2 separate regions of the Homo sapiens genome follow, and region 1 is linked to region 2. Evidence: read pairs that join two places in POLR2A ChIA-PET (ENCODE). Cell type or tissue: MCF 10A. All regions are shown on one strand. Each heading gives the region's core, and the rest is flanking DNA. Links, peaks and the distances in the headings are about the cores only. Region 1 has its middle 9.9 kb from the start of TMT1A. Region 2 overlaps TMPRSS12 (transmembrane serine protease 12).

Region 1 (2,918 bases), core at 157-2,656, 53 kb before region 2:
GGGTCCCAGCGAACATCACAGGTGCCACCCATGGATGCAAGCATGACCTTCACCAATGGATCTGGAGAAGCTAGTCAGCAGGAAGAGTCATGTTTATCTGAGTGAGGCCCTAGCTCTCCACCCTGCTGGTTTCTTAGACCCACTTGGCCTATAAGGCTTCCAGAAGTACCCTAGGGGCCCGGGAGAGATTATGCAGTAGTTGAATTTGGGCAAGACCCTTTAATGGAGTGAGTGGTTTAACCCTACCCTTATATCTCCTTATTACTGCCCAGGCAAAGTAATGAATTCCTAGAGAATGGGACCAATTGACTTTTAAACATAAGATCCCTTCCTTTCTTGGATGCCAACATAGCTGGATGCAGAACAGATGCCTCAAAAGAATGTAAGAATATCTGATGGGGATAGCACTGAGGCTAAAATCTGTCTCACCAGGGTGGCTTCCTCCCACATGTTGAAAGGGGAGTTTTACTATCTACAAATAGGGCATGGGGCCTGAGCACTGAGAGAGGGATATAACAATGAAAGGAATTGGGGAACTAGAGATTTTGGGCAAAGAACTGACAAGACTCCCCATGAAAAATCCCATCCCATTTGGTGGTGTTGTAGGGTTTGAAATGTTAGGTAAAAACTCTGACTCCAAATTCTTTTTAGGCAGAGGTTAGAAAGAGAGGTCTGGGTCTTAATAGGCTACCCCCATAGTATGCCACCCAGCAGAAGAAAATTCGTTTGTCAATGCTGAGCTCTTAGAAAACCCAAATGGAGAGGAGGGTGTTTACTTAGGGTGGAATATCCTCCCATATAGTGCTATGAATGCCTATCACTGGGGGTCAAAAAGGCCCTCACTAGGTGAAAGTTTAGACTGAAATCTTGAAATCCCCCCATCTCAAGGAAATCAGAGAAGCAGCAATTTTTAAAGTTACATTCCTGGTTACTAAGGCACTCACTAACTTTACCCAAGAAGATTATCTGCCTAGGCTGTAAAAACTCCCTTAACATAGCATACAAAGAAAGGATAGGAGACATGATAGCCACGAAAAAGAAAGGAAGAAAATGCTATAGAAAAGTCTGGAAGTCCTGGTGTGGACACCATTGATGGGCTCTCAGAAGCTGAAGTTATTCTAGGGGCTCTTCAGGTAACACCAAGGAGTAGCCTCAGCCAGAAACCCTCAGTTGCCCCAGGACCTCCTTCTAGCCCCATGCGATGGCTAGGTCCTCTGTGAAAGGAAACTAGATTAGAACAGAGCCAACATTCCCACCACCTGATGGCAATGCAGGATTGACTCTCCAGCAAACCTGTCCCCTGAGTCTTGTAAGGCTGACAGCCACTCTAAAATCTTTTAACTGGCTGGCAGGGGCCCAGTGTCTTGTTTGGTCTTCAGGGGGAAAAAAAAAAAAAAAAAAAAAAAAAACTGAGAAGCAGCTTCAGAAATGAAAGTAAAGAGTTTGGAGGTGGCAGGGCATGGTGGCTCACGCCTGTAATCCTAGCACTTTGGGAGGCTGAGGCGGGCGGATCATGAGGTCAGGAGATTGAGACCATTGTGGCTAACACGGTGAAACCCTGTCTCTACTAGATATACAAAAAATTAGCCAGGCGAGGTGGGAGGTGCCTGTAGTCCCAGCTACCCAGGAGGCTGAGGCAGGAGAATGGTGTGAACCTGGGAGGCAGAGTTTGCAGTGAACTGAGATGGTGCCACTGCACTCCAGCCTGGGCAACAGAGCAAGATTCTGTCTCAAAAAAAAAAAAAAAAAGTTTGGAGATCTGCTCCTACTCACCCTTCTGATATCTCCCAGTCAAGGAACCAAAATGTTACAGTCTTGCCGGTGCATCACAATGTCCCTGAGGTAGTACCTAGAGTCCTTTGTCTCACCACCAAGAAAGTTAAGGAGTGCAGACACCAAGGGTGAGGTTGGAGCAAAAGTTTAATAAGAGAAAGAAGAAAGCTCTGTGCTGTGGAGAGGGGACCTGGAAGAGGGTTGCCATTTTTACAGTTAAATGCAAAGGCTTTTATGGGAAAGCACAATCATAGCTCACTGCAGCCTCAATCTCCCAGGCTCAAGCAATTCTACTGCCCTAGTCTCTCCTGAGTAGATAAGACTATGGGCACATATACCATCATGCCTAGCTAAATTTTTTAAAATTCACTTTTTTTCTTTGACTTTTGACAATTTATAGTGTGTGTTGGTATAATTTTTTTTTTTGGAGACAGAATCTCACTCTGTCACCCAGGCTGGAGTGCAATGGAGTGATCTCAGCTCACTGCAACCTCTGCTTCTTGGGTTCAAGTGATTCTCATGTCTCAGCCTCCCAAGTAGCTGAGACCACAGGTGCTTGCCACCATGTGCAGCTAATTTTTTGTATTTTTAGTAGAGATGAGGTTTCACCATGCTGGCCAGGCTGGTCTTAAACTCCTGACCTTATGATCTGCCCACCTTGGACTCCCAAAGTGTTGGGATTACAGGCATGAGCCACCTTACCTGGCATAGACCTCTTTTAATTGAACCTTTTTGGGAAGCTTTGGCTTCCTGTATCTAGATGTCCATTTCTCCCTAAATTTGGGAAGTTTTCAGCCATTATTTCTTTAAGTAGACTTTCTACCATTTTCTCTATCTCTTCTCCTGGTACCTCTATAATTTGTATATTGGTTCACTTGATAGCCAAATGTTTCATAGACTTTCTTCACTCTTTTGTTTTTTTATTTCTTTTTCCTCTGATTGTTTAATTTCAAATGACTTGTCTTAGGGTTCATAGGTTCTTCTGCTTGTTTGAGTCTGCTGTTGAAGATCTCTATTACATTTTTCTTCAGCTATAGGTTTTCTTTTTTTGTTTTTATTTCTTTGTTGAACGTCTTATTTTCTCCATGTATTTTCCTTATTTTGTTTAGTTGTCTATCTCTGTTTTCTTGTAGTTCACTGAACTT
Region 2 (2,918 bases), core at 290-2,789:
TTTTTATTTTAAAATAATTATGGAGTTATTGGTAGTTGCAAAGATAGCACTAAAAAGTCAAGTGTACATTTTATGCAGTTTCCTACAATGGTTACATCTCTGTCACTGAAATACAGTATCAAAATCTGGAGACTGACATTAATACAATGTGTGTGTAGATTCATGAAACCACCACAAAAAAACAGGGCATAGAGTTATTCCATCAGGACAAAAATCTCCTTCATGCTACCTAACCTTCTTAACCCTAGCAACTACTAATCTATTCTCTGTCTGCATAATTTTGTCATTTCATTGTTATATACTTGGAATCATATATGACATTTTAAAATTGGCTTCTTTTCACTCAACATAATGCCCTTGTCCATCTAACTTGTTGCATCTATCAATCGTTCATACCTTTTAACTGCTTAGTTATATTCTATGGTAAGGCTATACTAGTTTATTTAAGCATTCTCCTATTGAAGGACATTTTGGTTGTTTTTAGTTTTTGGCTTTTAAAATAAAGCTTTCATGAACATCTGTAAATAGTTTTTTTGTGTGTGGACATTTGTATTTCTCTGGGATAAATATCTAGGGGTACAATTGCTGGGTCATATGGTAAGTGTATGTTCACATGTATGTTTTTAAGAAACCATATGTCTGTTTTTTGGTGTACACACGTTTAGCATTGCTATGTCTTCTTGGTGGACTGAGGGCCTTTTATTATTATGTAATGTCTCTCACCATCCTTGTAATCTTCTCTGCTGTAAGTCTACTTTATCTGATATTTATATAGCCATTCCTACTTTCTCTTTTTTCCATTCCAGCTTCCTTTTTTTGTCTGGATACAGGGTCTTTCTCTGTTACCCAGGCTGGAGTGCAGTGGTGCTATCATAGCTCACCATAACCTCGAACTCCTGGGCTCAAGTGATCCTCCCACATAGCTGGGACTATAGACATGCACTACCATACCTGGCTAATTTTTTTAGCGACGAGGTCTCCCTATGTTGCTCAGGCTGGTCTCGAACTCCTGGCCTCAAGCAGTCCTCCCACCTCAGCCCCTCAAAGTGCTAGGATTACACGTGTAATCCAGCTTTCTTTTGATTAATGTAGCCATGTGTATTTTTCCCTCCTTTTTTTTTTAACCTACCTAGATCACATTTGAAGTATACTATATATATAAGAACAAGGCGGGTGCAGGGGCTCACGCCTGTAGTCCTAGCACTTTGGGAGGCCAAGGTGGGCAGATGACTTGAGGCCAGGAGTTTTGAGACCAGCCTGGCCAACATGGCGAAATTCCATCTCTACTAAAAATACAAAAATTAACTGGGCGTGGTGGTACACCTCTGTAATCCCAGCTACTGGAGACGCTGAGGCACAAGAATTGTTTGAATCCAGGAGGCGGAAGATGCAGTGAGCTGAGATCGCATCACCACCTTCCAGCCTGGGTGACAGAGCAAGACTCTGTCTTTAAAAAAAAAAAAATTATATGCTGGGTCATGAGTGTGACTCATTTTTAAAGTATAGCCATGGGACAGACTCCAGCTTTATGGGAGTGTCTTCCCTACTTCCCAACTTGGACAAGTTTTATTCTTTAACCATTTCCTTCCAAGGCCTATGAAACCACTGAAGTCAATATTAAAAGTTAACATTTTGGCGAATACCCTCAAGATCAAAGTCAACTTCCGTGTTCCAGTTCCCTGTCTAAGTTTCTATCGTCACACCGAGTCCTTAACCTATGTATTCTCCCTCTTTAATAGTTTTCAGTGGGGAGCTTGGTATGTACATGTAAACTACCATGTTGCTGGAGAACTAATTTAATTCTCAAAACAACTCTCTGATGGGTATCATTGCTCTCACTTTAAAGATCATGAAACTGTATGACATTGTGAAAGATGATATATTAGGCCGGGTGCACCTGGCTCACGCCTGTAATCCCAGCACTTTGGGAGGCCGAGGCAGGTGGATCACGAGGTCAGGAGATCAAGACCATCCTGGCCAACATGGTGAAACCCCGTCTCTACTAAAATACAAAAAATTAGCCGAGTGTGGTGGCACGTGCCCGTAGTCCCAGCTACTGGGGAGGCTGAGGCAGAGGAATCACTTGAACCCAAGAGGCAAAGGTTGCAATGAGCCGAGATTGCGCCACTGCACTCCAGCCTGGAGACAGAGCAAGACTCCCTCTCAAAAAAAAAAAAAAGATATATTAATAATACAGTGGAAATACATGAGATTTGCAACAGGCAGAACTGGGCTTGAATTCTGACTTCATCGTTTAGTTATTTTATTAGTTTAAGCAACTTATTTAACCTCTTTAAGCTTTATTTTACTCATTCATTTTATAGTATTTTCTGTAGTGTTGCTGGGGGTATTAAATGAGATAATGCATTGCAATGCTTAGCATTTTATTAAGTACTGGGCCCTAAACAAACGGTAGTTGCTTCTATTATTGTTCTAATTATTATTAAAGAGTCAATAACATGCCCATGGTCATTCAGCTAGCACAGAGCAGCAGGCTGGGATTCAGAATTAAGTCCGTGAATCTAAAGCCCATGTTCCTTTCCCTACACCATGTTGCTTTCCTTATCTTCTTTAAAAAGTATTCACAGATGGAAAAAAAAAAAAGAAAAATAATAATTCACAGGTCTTTCGTACATTTATCTACATCCTAGCTAAATAATCCACAAATATTTAAATGGCTAGGGCCTGTGGGGAATAGGAAGAAAAAAGAAGTCTTAGTACTTAACCTCATATATTCCTAACAGGACAATGATTCCCTCAAGAGCAGTTTAATATAGTTATTAAATATTCAGGCTTTAGAATAAAAGACTTGGGACTTGGATTTGAGTTCCAACTTCTTAACCTCTAAGATTCTCAATTACTGGTCTGTTAAATGGGGTAAAAATAACATTAACTCCCTTTTAGGAATATTGGGGGCA

What was found. Peaks named below come from ENCODE experiments on the same cell type or tissue, not always from the same donor. Only the 100,000 strongest peaks of a DNase experiment are listed, where the experiment ranks them.
Region 1: POLR2A ChIA-PET joins it to region 2 with 5 read pairs; 6 of 35 experiments call an interaction of 5 or more read pairs at or near these places.

Annotation. Positions count from the first base shown.
Region 1 is chr12:50,913,639-50,916,556 of GRCh38, reverse strand. No RefSeq gene overlaps it. Among named protein-coding and RNA genes, the nearest start is that of TMT1A, 9.9 kb to the left of the region's middle. In MCF 10A, for the core only: no CTCF peak of the experiment used is centred there; no DNase peak of the experiment used is centred there.
Region 2 is chr12:50,861,076-50,863,993 of GRCh38, reverse strand. The region is part of intron 3 of TMPRSS12 (transmembrane serine protease 12); the gene reads right to left. Among named protein-coding and RNA genes, the nearest start is that of TMPRSS12, 20 kb to the right of the region's middle. In MCF 10A, for the core only: no CTCF peak of the experiment used is centred there; a DNase peak (open chromatin) is centred at 1,503.